Linked DNA regions of Homo sapiens: region 2 is linked to region 1. A link is a loop called in an ENCODE intact Hi-C map of the cell type or tissue named here. Cell type or tissue: heart left ventricle. All regions are shown on one strand. Each heading gives the region's core, and the rest is flanking DNA. Links, peaks and the distances in the headings are about the cores only.

Region 1 (7,460 bases), core at 1,817-4,316:
GACAACCAACCACATATCAGCCCTTTCCACATGCCCCACACAATGTGAGCCATGCCTCTAGCAACAGGGAGGAGCTAGAGACTTGGGGCATAGGCGGATGCGGAAGGTGTGGAGGTGGGGGCAGAGGGAAACAAACCTGGCATTAAAGTTTCAATTTCTTAAATTTGTCAGATTTCTTAAGCCTAAGCTTTCATTTTTCTTTTAAGACCTTTGGAGCCTGTGCAACTAACTGTATGTGGTCAAATTCTATTCATCCTTCAAGACCCAGCCTAGACTCCTCTTCCTCCAGGAAGCCTTCCCTGACCTCCAGGATAGTCTAGGCACCTGGGCTCTACTTTCTCTATTAAAACTTGAACCTCATTATACTAGTTTTTATTGCCTGCTTGTGCATCTCCATCACTGCGTCACACCCTCTGAAGTGGCGGGAGCTGGAATGTCAGTGCCTAACCCATAGAGGACAAAAGCTAATCCACTGAGCTAAACATGGAAACAGCTGGCCCAGTCCCACTCTTCCCAAATCTGAGATGGCTCATGGCGGGCAGGCTGAAGGCAGCTCTCCGAAGCGGCTCCAGTGAAACTTTTCTTCTGCCTGTTGTTTCAGGTGTCCTGTGTCACATCCCCTTTGGGACAGGAAGTGTCCTATGTCACTGTTTTCTCCTCTTGTTCTGATATCAAAGGCTTGACCAGGGAGTTCCTGAGAGAAGATCAGGGGGCTTGGGTTCAGTTACCCACCACCTGCTAGAACAGCGACTTGGCCCCACTGCCAAGTAGGGAACAACACACCCTTTATTAAATAACAACATAATACATAATGCTCACTCCATCCGGTCATTTCAGCTCAGGGATCAGCTTTAAAGTCTCACCAGGGTGGGACAAGCAGAATGGGCTTCATGAGAGGCAGGAGATTTGTGGATGCAAATTCTTTGGATTCCGTGGGTTTGATAGTGGGGCAGTTTCTTGACTGTTCTATCCCTTCCCAAGAAGACTCCAAACAGAAACTGTACCCAACTGGTATCCATGACAGTAATTGCAACTCAAATTGGTGAGAAAGTCACTTAACAGCCAGAAAACGCAGGAGTGATTCCCAGCTCCTCTCCTTCACCAGCCTGGAGCTCCGTAGGTTATTTATCCTCTTGGAGCCATAGTTCCATTTGCTATGAATGGTGGTTAATACCTTTTAATATAGATAAGTGAGCATATTGTAAGGAACATATTATATATCATGCAAACATTTGTTATAACTTTGGGCTCCAAGTACCATAAAACTGTGATAGGATTCAGGAAACCACTCCCTTGAATGGATCAACAGCAGGAACTGAGAGAGTGACAGAATGGGCTTGCCAAGAGATTACAGACCTGACTGAAGAGACAGCACATGAACATCTGCCGACAGTTCATCACAGACTCAGTCAAGGATATAAAACTTGGTGGGGCCAGGTGGGTACGCAGAATAGGGGCAGATGCTGTGGATCTTTTTCTTGTCTGCCATGGGCGGGCCCTGGCATTCAAAAGTTGAGTAGTTGATATGGTGACATTCTTCCCCCAAGGGTCCTATTGGATTAAGACTGCTAAAGTTTTGTACCTAACAGCCTGCCCCCACCCCCCGCCATATATGTGCATACCTGCTGACCGTCTGCAGGGAATGTTCAGTAGACCTACCAGCTCCCCACCTGTCAGCTCCTTCACATCCTTTGTGTCTGAGTTCAGATGGGCCTCCCCATTCTGCTTCTCTACTACAGCATCCTCACCATTCCCTCCATAGCGGGTTCCCAGTGGATGGCCACATGTTCCTGTTTTACATCTTGGCGGTCTCTTCCCATGGACCATAAACCGCAAAAGGGCAGGGCCTTGTTTGTTGTGTTTACCCAGTGCGTGGCCATGAACTGCTCAACAAATGTTTATCGACTGAACATACAGATGGATGGATGAATGAGTGAACAAATGAACTGATCAAAGGAAGGACTAAAGAGAGGGAAGAATTGCTTCTCAACACTGGGAGATATACATTCAGTAAAAGTAGCAGTATTCTGGTGGAAAAATTTGAGGCTAAACTTCAGGATTATGAATCCATGGTTTTATTAATACCTGTTTGGAGAAAATGACAGAGAACTCTTAACCAATTCATCTGTCCTGGTGGTTTGTGCAACTTAAACATTGCCTTCTTAAGTCTTTGGAGGGGACCATGGAGCTGACCAGTCTCCCAAGATGACCTTGTGTGGCCCCAGGCAAGGCTGGACAGGCAAGCGTCTCTACCGCCACTTGAAACCTTTAACCCAACTCCAACGGGGCTGGAAGGGCCTAGAATCTTGAGAGTAGCTCCCCTGGGAATGAGCTCACAGAATTACTATTCCCCTCGACTGCAAGAGCCAAACCGCTGAGTATGCACCATCCAAACTCAAGGCTGTAGCTCACTGGGCAAAAGGGAGGTCATGGTGCAGAATGCTGGATGCCGCAGCCCCTGGAGAGGGGATAAAAAAAATCAACCCCAAACACAGCTAAGCTTTGAGGGACGTGATGGGTACACCTGAGGCTTTGCTGCCCAGCCTTAAGAAAATGTTTATGAAGAAAACCAGAGGGGAAAGAAAGAGGGGGGAGGTCGATGATTAAAAATACAACTAGAGCCACAGGAGAGGAAATGTCTCCGCTATGACTCCCAGCAGGTCACTATTGTGGATGAGAAGTAATACCACTTGAAAAGCGCCAAACAGGAAGGAATGGCGTGAGGGGGGAAATGAGAGCTCGGACTAGGCCAAAAAAAATTTTTTTGTTTAAAAACAAATGTCCTTTCGAGCAAAACTGTTCTATAGGGAGATACCTCATCACAAGTTTCTCTCTCTGTTTTAGAGCATTTTCTTCCCTGGTGTGCGTTCTTTTTGACTTTGGCAGGGAGGAGCAGGCCCTCTCTGCTTCTCTCCCCCTTTCTTTTTCCTGTTTTCTCTTTGGCCACCTCACAGGCTTCCTACACCTTCTGGATTCCAAGAGCATCCTGAGGATATTTACTCGCAGGAAGCTAGGCAAGGAGGGAATTGACACAGTCATTAGGTGACATGAGCCTGCTGACAAGCTGCCAGCTCAGCCTACTGGATATATAACTGAAAAGCCAGCGTTTCACTCAAACTAGGTCACCTCCAAGCGCTGTGGATGTCAGCGGGGAGTTCACCACAGACCGAGAACTGAGGAGCCAAGAGGTTAGTGGTTTCCCCTGGGGACAAGCGGAGGTCACACAAGGGGAAGACAAAGACAAACAGGGGAATTTGTGAGAATGGACAAAGCGGAAGACTGGGAGTGAGGCATCCATAGGCAAGTGGATTTCTAAAAGCAAGCCGTAGAGATCTGGCCGTTGAGGTCTGAGCAGGCCACGGAAGCATATCCTGTGCCACTTATGTGGCATTTGGCACTCTGTTTTCATGCACTCACTTCTATTTGCTTGCTAAGTATTCTCTCCGTTGAACTACAAAAGTTCCTCCAAATAAAGTGTCAATTCCTTGTGTCTATTAATATTTTGTCGTGTCTTCAATTTCACCAAATACTGAGCCAGACCCAAAGCTGACATTTAATAAATGCCTGATGATTGTGCGATTGTGAAAAAAAAAAAAAAAACAGAGTGAATCTGATGAACACATGGACTACAGAGTGAGTCAAACTTGAGTTTGACAGTTGGCTCCATTTGTTGTTAGCTGTATCCCTTTGAGTAACCTCTCTAAGCTCTGCATGCGTCAGGCTCCTCATTTATAAAGTAAGGATGTCGTATTGCCCATCTCATCTGGTTCTTGTGAGGATTTGGAGAGGAAGTATGTATTATGGGCCTGGCACAAAGTAAAAATTCAATAACTGTGGACTATTATTAAATTTCAGTTACTATGACCACTGTGGTTGATGATAGGCCACTCCCTGGCTTTGGGTTTTCCTGAGAGCCTCCAGGCCTGTCTGGGTTTTGCTCTTAACAGAACACCTGAAAAGTACCCAGCCAGGGTGCCTAAATCTGCCAACCTGGCAGACTTAGGATGAGAGCAGCAACAGGTGCATCGTGTCCAACTGAAGACAGACTCCCTTCTGAATCGGTGATAGGCTGGCAAGATACACCAGTTTTCAGCAAGGCACTTTATGTCATCTGTCACTTCACCCTTGTGGTTAATGACAGAGGAAATCAGATGATAACACAACTAAATGGAATGTTAACGGGTGGAATATCCACATGAGCACTGCTCAGACTGTGCTCTCTACAACATTTATATACAGGTTATCATGGCAGGGAAGGGGAGAGCCTCATGGTCAGTTACGTTTGGAAAATTACATCTAACAACTTCTTCTCAGAGTTTGTGATATGCTCATAAGCATCATGAGCCTTCCAGAAGGGATTACGGTAGACAGCACTATCTAAACATATTTGATTACAGGGCTCTGGTTGGTTTGGGGTTGTTTTGTATAAATTTAAGAGGTACGAGTGCAATGTTGTTACATGGATATATTGTGTAGTGGTTAAGTCTGAGCTTTAGTGTATCCATCACCCAAATAATGGATGTCGTACCCATTAAGTAATTTCTCACTATCCACCCTTTTCTCCTTCCTCACCCTTCTGAGTCTCCAGTGTTGCTCACAGGGCTCTGTTATTGAGTATCCTTCAGGCTGGTATTCTTCAGAATATGCTTTGAACCAGGTGTCGTGGCCAGTGCCTGTAGTCCCAGTTACTCAGGCTGAAGCAGGAGGATCAAGGCCAGCCTGGTCAATATAGCAAGACCATGTCTCAATCAATCAATCAATAGCCTGCCAAAGGTGACCTCAAGAGAGGATATTGAAAAAAAAAAAAAGGAATATGCTTTGAGAAATGCTCATCCATGTTCAAAGGAGATGTGACACCAACCCTGGCAGGAGTAACTGAGGGGCATGTCGTTGGCTCTGTCTTTGACCCTGTCTGGTTCAACATCATTAATTTGCTGGCATGCTGATCAGATTTGAAGATGACCCTAAACTAGGCAGGGAGTCTGAGAGGGGAGATGGTATAATCAGGACAATGGACTAACAAGATACTTTATAGAAATAAATAACAGGAACAGATCCCGCATACATAGTCCAGAAACCACACAAACCATCCAGGATGGTGGAAGATAGTACATGTGAAAAAGACTCATGTAGTACATGTGAAAAAGACTCAATGTAGTACATGTGAAAAAGACTCAGGACTCTGGTGACTGTGGAGAGAGAGAGAACAAAAAGCTGGCAGCCAGGCGCGGTGGCTCACACCTATAATCCCAGCATTTTGGGGGCCAAGGTGGGCAGATCGCTTGAGCTCAGGAGATCTAGACCACCCCGGGCAATGTAATGAGACTTTAACTCTTAAAAAAAAAAAAAATCAAGAACATTAGCCAAGCATGGTAGCATGTACCCGTAGTCCCAGCTACTCGGGAGGCTGAAGCAGGAGGATCACTTGAGCCTGGGAGATGGAGACTGCAGTGAGCCAAGATTTTGCTACTGCACTCCAGCCTGGGTGATTGGGTGATGGAGTGAGACCCTGTCTCAAAAAGAAAGAAGGAAAAAGAAAGCTGGATCTTTGATAAAGGAATCTGAGCCTTTGGATTAAGTCTCACCTGAAGACACTGCTACCCTGCTGCCCCCAGCCCTGTAAATACACCAACGAATTCTGTTTAAATTTTTTTTTTAATCTGCAACATAAACATTCCAAACTGACAGCACTATTAAGTGTACCAAGGTTTCCAAAGCAGATATTACACTTTTAGGAAGAACTGAAAGAAGCCTCGGGTCAAATGAAAGACAGACAGCTTACCCTTCCTGCTGGTCAGGTGGCTTTTTAGCTTGTACATGATTCTGGGTACCAAAATTAGAGGGATACAGACATACTAGGAAAAACTATCAGGATTACGAGGATCCCTGAAACCATGTTCCATGGAGACTTATGTAAAAATAAATAAATAAAAGAGACTCAGGGCCAGGCGCGATGGCTCACGCCTGTAATCCCAGCACTTTGGGAAGCCGAGGTGGCGGGTGGATCATGAGGTAAGGAGTTTGAGACCAGCCTGGCCAATATAATGAAACCCCATCTCTACTAAAAATACAAAAAATTAGCTGGGCATGGTGGTGGGCACCTATAATCCCAGCTACTTGGGAGGCTGAGGCAGGAGAATTGCTTGAACCCAGGAGGCGGAGGTTGCAGTGAGCCGAGATCGTGCCACTGCATTCCAGCCCAGGTGACAGTGCGAGACTCCGTCTCAAAAAAAAAAAAAAAAAAGAGAGACTCAGATAAACAAGAGATCCAAAAACTTGAGAAGGTCTAGCCTTCCAAACAGAAGATCTGTGAGGGATATGGCATTCCATGAGGAATCCAATGCTTTTTAATCTTCTACAGCCAACAGACTCTCTTGAAAAACTGTTGAAAGCTATGGGAACTCTCCGCAGGGAATTGTACATGGAAACCAAATTCTACAAACATTTTTAGGGGATTGCTGCCCCTCCACCACCACTGCCAAAGCCCATCCACAGACAACCCCCGTAGAAGACCAAAACCAGCGTTCAGAGCCTCGGGATTAGGCATCACCTGTGTAACGCCCACCCCTTGCCAAAGTCATAAACCAGAACCAATGGATGGGTGTCATATGGAGGTGAGCATCGGCTCAGTAAAAAGACTTCCTATCATGCCTGCCATCTGGAAACAGAAAAGGCTGCCTGGCATGTAGGGAGCTTGTCATCACTGCAGGTTTTCAATAAAAAACTGAATTAGCATTTTCAGGAAAGTCATAGAGAGGGTTCAGTCATGCCACTAGACTAAATGACCCAAGGCCTTTTAGGACTTTGCTACTTAAAATGTAGTCTGAGGGCCAGTAGCATTGGCATCATCTGGGAGCTTGTTAGAAGTGCAGAATCTCAGGTTCATGTCTTAGAGCAGTGCTTCTTAAGCTCTGACTCATCTGCATGTCAGAGCTTAAGAAGCACTGCTCTAAGATTTTCTAAGGGGAGAGAAATAAAAATATTCTGGTCCCTCAGCAGCAGTCTTGCACCTATGCCTTCAGAGAGCTGCCCTTTTAGCTTTATGTAAGTTTGGATTTTAGAAGTGAGGGCCCTGCTATAAAACCTCATCCCACCCTCTACCATGAGTTACTATAACACTAACATGAGTTAGCTATCTTCTCAAAGGTTGCTCATGGAGAACCTAGGGGAAGAGTGGAATAATTCCTGCTTTGTCTCTAAGCCAGTTCCTGAACTTCTACAAGGAAATAGTAATTTAAAAATATTTATCCTCATGACTCTTTTTTTTTTTTTTTTTTGAGGAATAGGGTCTTGCTCTGTTGCCCAGGCTAGAGTGCAGCAGTGCAATCTTAGCTCAGTGTAACCTCAAACTCCTGGGCTCAAGGGATCCTTCCACCTCAGTCTCCCCACTAGCTAGGACTTACAGGTATGTACTGCCACACCCAGCTAATTTTTTTTTTTTTTTTTTTTTTTTTTTTAGC
Region 2 (7,460 bases), core at 2,541-5,040, 120 kb before region 1:
TCGCGTGAACCCGGGAGGCGGAGCTTGTAGTGAGCTGAGATCACGCCACTGCCCTCCAGCCTGGGCGACAGAGCGAGACTCCATCTCAAAAAAAAAAACAACAAACCATGTTGGCTTTATTCACCTATATCTAGAGTCCAAGTGATAGAAATACCAAAGCAGAGGACAGTGGTGTCTGCCAGCACAAGTCCCTGTGGCTGAGGGGACATGTGAACTCAAGTCCCATTAGACATGAAACCATTATTTTCACTTTTTGGTATTCAGGTATTAAGTGATGCTCACTGCATTAAGCTTTTAGAATGATCTTGATGATATATTACCATCTCTTGGAGTAAAGATTCCATGACTCGGCAGGAATGGGCACATTGTTCTCAGCAGCTGAGAATGATACTGTGGAGCCTGTCGCTAAGCACTCTAATTGGAGGAATATTTAGCTAGTTGAATTGAGATTAGGTTCAGCTGTGAGGAACAGAAACCCTCCAATAAATAAAAGTTTATTCTCTATCATATAAGAAGCCTTGACGACAGTCAGTGCATGGCGGGCTGTTCCTTCTCTCTTGTTTCATCATCCATGGACTCAACCAAGATGGCAGTATTTGCATTTCAGACAGCAGGACAAAGGCAGGCATGAAGAAGAAGGGGAAAGTGTGTATACACAATGCCTCTTAAGTGGGTTTCTAAGAGCTGCCCCTAGACACTTTAACCTACTCACACTGGCCAGAACTCAGTCTTATGGCCTACCTAGCTGCAAGGGAATTTGGGAAATATAGTCTTAATCCCAAGTGGCCATATGCCCAGCTTAAAATTGGGGCTTTAATGTTATCACCACAGAAGAAGAGAAGGGTAGATACTGGGAGATGACTAGTGGTTTTCTGCAACACTGATATAACCCACTTTTTTCCCCTCTAATCTACTTTCCAAAGATAAATGTGTTTAGCATTCCATCATGTCAGCCAACGGCATAGCTAAGTTATCATGCTTTGTCATACACTCACCCCTATGAACTTAGGGAAATATTTGGAGAAAAGATTTGCTACAACCTAGAGAGGATGATGAGACATCCTGGGATTTCAGTCACCTGTGTTTCTCCCATTTCTGCCACCCGCTCCAGAATCTTGAACATAATGGATAGGATATGCTAGCTAGCTTTTGGAGACAGGAACCATGTCATTCCTACAATGGTTCCATAATAAACGTCAATGGAATACAGTAGAACTGGCCTGTGATGTAATTTAGAGACTACTTCCTGTGAATGAGGCAATATGTACAGGAATAGAATGTTATTTATGCTATGGGAAAGGCCCATGGGGCTTCAGACTTAGGTTTAAGGAAAAAGGAATCCACCAGCTGATTATACTAGATCCCAGGGGACTAAGGATAGTAAACAGTCATAAAGGAATTGGGGCTTCAGAAATTCCCAAGGTTAGGAAGGACTAAATCCTGTTTTGGAGCAGACAGTGGCAGACTCCCTGGACGTTCTTGCCTGACATCAATCAGTCTAGGGACTGGTGGTCCATTAGGCCTCTGCAAAGAAGGGACCTGAAGCTTCCCTGCCCCAGCCTTACCTGTCATTTACTGCCAGGCTTTCCCAGACACAGGATGGTTATTCACTAGGAATACAAATGAGGGTCCTTTTATGTTTCCTAGCCTGCAGGCCCATTAGTTAGCAGTAAAAAGCCAAAATGTTTAAATCCTAAAGTGAAACCTCCATGCTGTGGTATTCTGTCTTGTTAAAAACAAGTAACTTTATGGTTCTTTGATCAATAAATAGCATAAGGGTATAGAGATAAAGGAAAAGAACATTAGCATGAAGACAACAGACTAAATAAGGCCCCTGAATTACTCAGAGGGGTGGAATTTCAACCCTGGTAGATTTCCCTGGTAACTATGTAGGAGAATTGTTCCAGACTTGAGGACTGTGATCATGCAGGTTTGGCATCCGTGTCAGCTGACACTGGCCCCATGTTTGGCCCCATCCTCTTGGGCCCTTGGCTTGTCAGGGCTCAGTGGTCACCATGCCAGTGAAGGTCTCAAGCTAGGACTTCACCCTCCTACGTGAGACTGCCTACTTGGCCTCTCCCTACAGGCTCAACAAAGCTTCTAAAACCTATACCCAAAGTCAACCCTTGAGTTCTCCTCAAGCCTGCTTTTCCATCTCGCTAAATGGCCAGGAAATCATTCTGCAAAGTGCTCAGCTTGACAGCCTCAAAACTATCCCTGGCTCCCACTCTCATGTCCCACTTTCAAATCATCAGCAAATCTCACTGGCCCTGCCTTCAAAGCATATTCAAAATCTGACCATCTCTCATCACTTCCACTAGTCTGGGTTGCCATCCCTCTCACCTGGATTACTACAAAGCCTCCTACTTGGTCTCGTTCCTCCCCTCTTGCCAAGCCACCCATCCCATTCTTTTTGCCACACAGCAGCCAGAGGAAGCCTTTTAGAACCTAAGCCACGTCATGGTGCCCATTGGTTCTAGACCCTCGAGGGGCCTCCCCATGTCATACAGAGTAGAAGCCACAGTCTGCCCAGGCCCCCAAGCCCTCTGTGACTTGCCGCAGCTCTCCCATGGCACCTCCTACACCCGCTCCTGTGGCTAACTCTGCTCCAGCCTCCCTGCTACTCCACAAAGGAGGTAAGCATGTGTCCGGCTTTAAGCTGTGCACATGATGCTACCCAGGCAGCATTTCCGCCAGCTATCAGCAAGCTTAGCTTCCTAAGCTCTCATTTCTGATAAGGATGGCCCCTTATCAGAAAGCTTCCCTGACCACCCCTTTAAAATCCAGCTTTACTTTTCTTCATAGCACTTATCCCCACTTGACAAAATATATATTTATGTTTTACTGTCTGTCTCTCTCCACTGGAATGTAAGTTCCATGGATACAGGATTTTTCCTTCTGAGAACAGTGCTGGGTACAGAGAAGACACATATTTTTTACATGAATAATGTGGGCACATTGTCCAATTAACGTGTACCATAAGACAAGACAAACAGTAACAACTGTAACAAAAATCCCAGTCACCTGTATGAATATGTATAATGTCTTTTTTCATTACTAACCTTTTAAAAAAATAAGGAAAGAGGAGGAGGAAATTTTTGTCGGTTGGATGAAGAGGGGAGAAAATCATTTACTTAGAACCATGTTTCGGGCACTCTTCTAGGTCTGGAGGTAGAGAGTCAAGATAGATAAGCTCCCTGTTTTGTGCAGCTTATGTTAGAGAGGAAATAAAGAGGTGGAGGTGGACACTGAAGAAGCTGGGAATCACACCATCAGTAAACAAACAAATGAACAAACAAGATAATTTCAAATAGTCGTGAATAATATACATGTTCAAGAAAACTTACTGGAAATTACCAGTAAAAATATACCTGTTTTATGCATGGGACTTATCAGTCTCTTTTTCCCATTCCACCCCCAAAATCCTGCACTTTCAATAAAATATATAAATATTCATACTTGATATTTATTAAAACAAGCTGCTTATCTTAGAGTAACTACTTTGTAACTTCTATTAAATGATGAGCTGTGCTTTGTTGAAGACAATATCTCTTGTACATGGATGGATTTAGCAACTGATATTGTCCTTTGTCATATGCCCAGAAGGTACCCATTAGAAGTTAGCAGATTTTTCACAGGTCTTCAAAAGTGAATGTCTGGAATTCTTTCCAACCTAACCTTGAATCTTTGTGGATATTTCAGTACACTGCTGAAAAGTTACATGCTTTTATTTTAGTAGAGTTGGTGAAAATTCCATATGGATTCCTCCATTCACAAAACTGAATGAAAACACAGAACTCCTTAAAATAAAAATAGACACACTGGGAATCACCAGGGAAATGTTACTTATTCTCTGAGCATTCAGCTTCTGCTATCCCTAGTGGTGGGAACCCAAGCTGTCATTCCAATTTCCTATAAACTTGGCAGGACTCTGTGTCCATTTGGAATTGTAATAGCCCGGATTTCAGTTCAGGGAGGAAGGAAGGAGTCATTGCATTCCTCTGAAAAGTCCTCCAGCAGAATCTCAAGAAGCCAAAGCCTAAATGTCAGTGTTCTCCCAAAGGAAAGACATGGTTCCATCTGACGAGTTTACCTGGTATAACGCTCTATAGCCAATTCTGGCAAGCCCTCTTGGCTGGTCTTTTTTTGGTAATGTTGCTTGTTGCAGAAAATTCTGGTTCCTGCATTAGGTGTTTTCTTTTTTCAGTTATGAACAGATTTTTCATACTAAATGCCCTAGACATTTCAGACTGGAAGTTCCAGGCTGTGTATATTCTTGCTGTTCATTCTCCACTCCTGCATGCTTCCTGATTTAGAATGTGGGAGCTGCAAGAAAGGCCAACCAACTCGCCCTCCCAGCTCTCATCACCTGTGGTCACAGTCAGACAAAGGAGTTGAATCCTGTTAAAGTGGGGGTCGGGCTGGGGGGTGGTGGGGGGGCGCGGAGTGTAGACCTCAGGCAGAGACAGAGTGGGAGGCAGGAGATGCCTCTAAATGGCCCAGGTGAGAGGTATGTTGTGGGGAGTGGAAAACTCTAAGGCTTGCGGAATCCTGATCAAGCCCTGAGTCTATGGCTCCTACTTCCTTCTCCCCCATTTTTGGTTCCAAATAAGTGATTTGCTTGCAAACGGATTCCACAAGCAAGTCATTTCCTCTTCCTTGGGGGACAGCAACTGTGACGAGAGGGAGGAAGGAAGAAACACACACCTCTTCTGAACACCCGGGATCGTGGTAAGGTCTTTGTGAGCCTTGGTGAGCCGCAGCCTCTTCATTCCACAGCATGCAGCATAACTATGGAAGGATTCAAAAATTTTGCTTTTAAAATTATTGGGCTCCAAGGAGGTGATGTTGAAACAATTCCTCAGAAATGAGAAAATCTAACATACAGATTGTTTCCAAATGAAATAAAGCTTTTAACGAATACTAAACTTAAGAACTGATGGAGTTGATACAATCGGTTAGCTATTATAGGCATTTAATCCACTAAATTTGGGGGGTGGGGTTCTTTCATTTGTTGGAAAATATATTTATATTTTGCTGTCTAAGTCTGGGCCCAGTGGCTCACGCCTATAATCCCAGCACTTTGGGAGGCCGAGGCAGTTGAATCACTTGAGGTCAGGAGTTCAAGACCAGCCTGGCCAACATGGCGAAATCCCATCTCTACTAAAATACAAAAAAATTAGCTGGGCGTGATGGCAGGTGCCTGTAATCCCAGCTACTCAGGAGGCTGAGGCAGGAGAATCGCTTGAACCTGGGAGGCAGAGGTTGTAGTGAACTGACATCGTGCCACTGCACTCTAGCCTGGACGACAGAGCGAGACTCTGTCTCAAAAAAATAAATCAATAAAAAATAAATAAATATATTTTGCTGTCTATATAGATGCATATCATATATAGGATTTTATATATACTATCTATGTAACATTTTTTCAGGGCTAAATATTGCTATAGGCCCTCAAAAACCTGTTGGCCCTGAGCCCTGTGCCTGCAGAACCTAACAGATACAGTAGATTGTGAAGTAAATGTAACAGAAAAAATAATGTAAAAAGTTATTGCAACCCCAGGCTAGTGAATGGATTAACATGACTAGGAGGCCAGTTCTGTCAAGGCTCCTTGCCAACCCTAAGTCTCCAAGAGAAGCCCTGGATTTTTACACCCAGTCCTCTCCAGCCTTGCTGTAGGAAGCAGTCATCCCACCAGAGAGGTTTCTATTTCAGACCCACTCTCAGTCCCTTGGGAGTCTCCTCCAGGCTGTCCTTCCTAAACCACTTGAATCTCGATTTCTCCCACAGCTGATTTTTTTTTTTTCAAGATGTTAGCAATTCCTGTGGAACCATCTGGATGTTATTAAGAAAGTGTCCCGGGTCCTCTGAGGCAGCTGGCTGCGGCCTCTTGCCTTGTTTCCTGTGTCCTGGATGTCTAAGTTGACTTTCATAAGAAATTTGGAATATTAGCTTAAAAAAAGAAACAGTCAATATTTTTCAGGCGTTGAGCTCTTGCAGCTTAATTTCCCCGGCTGGGACTTTGCATTTCGAGTTCCCATCTTTGGCCCCTGCTCTGGGAAGGATGAAGCACGTCTGTTTTAAAAACAGAAAGCACCAGTGGTCGGGGTGAACCAGAAATCCAGTCTTCCCCACCCTCCCTAGTCAGCCTCACAAAAACTTCCTTATGTCGCTGCTGCTGCTGCTCAGCCACTTCCATACCCCCAGCCCCCGCTCCCAAGTGAGACCCTGAGTCTCTGTCCAAATGTACATGCTATTTAGTTCAGCTCTATAGGGCACTCTCCTAGCCTCCTTGAGGCAAAAAGAACAAATATCAAATAACAGAAAAATGGCTGAACAGATGACAATGATTCCGTGGTTAAGAGGGGTAACTGTGAATAGGTGGGACAATAGGAGACACCAATTTACCCGCTTCCTAACCACTAGCCAGGAGCACCTGGGGCCTGAACAGAGACGCTCCCATGGATTCATTTTACTACTTAGAGCCTGCAGATGGGGTTGGGGCACTGGCTTGCCTCACTTCCCGTTTATTACCCAAACTCAACAGCCAAGCTTTGGGTTCTTAGCCTTGACCATTTGCTTTCCCCACTAAAGGGGCCCATGGCCCACCTCTTCTTCTTTGTTGTTCTTAGACCTTCACCACCCCCACCCCCGACCAACTTGCATCTCATCACCCTTTCAATTTCATTAATAAAGTTAACACTAGTTATTTGGAAGATTTTTAAGACCCCCAATGCTATTAAATCAGACAACGTGATTAAGGACACCCACTATACCTAGGAAGTGCAAGCACAGAATGACTTTTCCAAAAGACAAACAGCCTAACTTTCTGTCTCTGATGCTGGTAGAACCAAGAGAAAATTTTGAACGGAAGCATACAATTCACTCTCCATTGAGGATTCACTCAAAAAGGAGGTAGAGATATGCCTTAATATTCCTAATATCCCTGTCACAATCCACAGGAATCTACAACCTCCTATCTGGTTTGCCATAGACACTCAGTAAGTGGTCTCACCAACCCCCATCTTTTTATTTTGAAAAGCTTAAGCTACAAAAAAACTAAAAGAATAATACAATGAACTCCTATATGCATTTTACCTAAATCACCAACTGCAGTTCAACTTTGAGCAACATGGGGGTTAAGACCCCCACACAGCCGAAAATGGAGTATAACTTTTGTCTCCCCCAGAACTTAACTACTAAGAGCCTACTGTGGGCTGGAAGTCTTACCAATCACATAAACAGTTGATTAACACATATTTTGTAGGTTAAATGTATTATATGTGGTATTTTTACAATAAAGTAAGCTAGAAAATAGAAAATGTTAAGAAAATCATAAGGAAGAGAAAATATATTTACTATTCATTAAGTGGAAAAGGATCATCACAAAGGTCATCATAAAGGTCTTCACATTTAGTAGGCAGAAAAGGAAGAAGAGGAGGGAAGAAGAGGAGAAGGA

The links. A loop is a pair of places that touch in the nucleus more often than their neighbours do. Peaks named below come from ENCODE experiments on the same cell type or tissue, not always from the same donor. Only the 100,000 strongest peaks of a DNase experiment are listed, where the experiment ranks them.
Region 2: it touches region 1 in a loop (2.7-fold over the local background); 25 of 110 quality-filtered maps call a loop at or near these places.

The regions. Positions count from the first base shown.
Region 1 is chr5:142,422,087-142,429,546 of GRCh38, reverse strand. The region is part of intron 3 of SPRY4-AS1 (SPRY4 antisense RNA 1); the gene reads right to left. Among named protein-coding and RNA genes, the nearest start is that of SPRY4-AS1, 100 kb to the right of the region's middle. In heart left ventricle, for the core only: no CTCF peak of the experiment used is centred there; a DNase peak (open chromatin) is centred at 3,136; H3K27ac peaks cover 1,959 bases.
Region 2 is chr5:142,539,597-142,547,056 of GRCh38, reverse strand. No RefSeq gene overlaps it. Among named protein-coding and RNA genes, the nearest start is that of FGF1, 140 kb to the left of the region's middle. In heart left ventricle, for the core only: a CTCF peak has its summit at 3,886; no DNase peak of the experiment used is centred there; H3K27ac peaks cover 1,954 bases.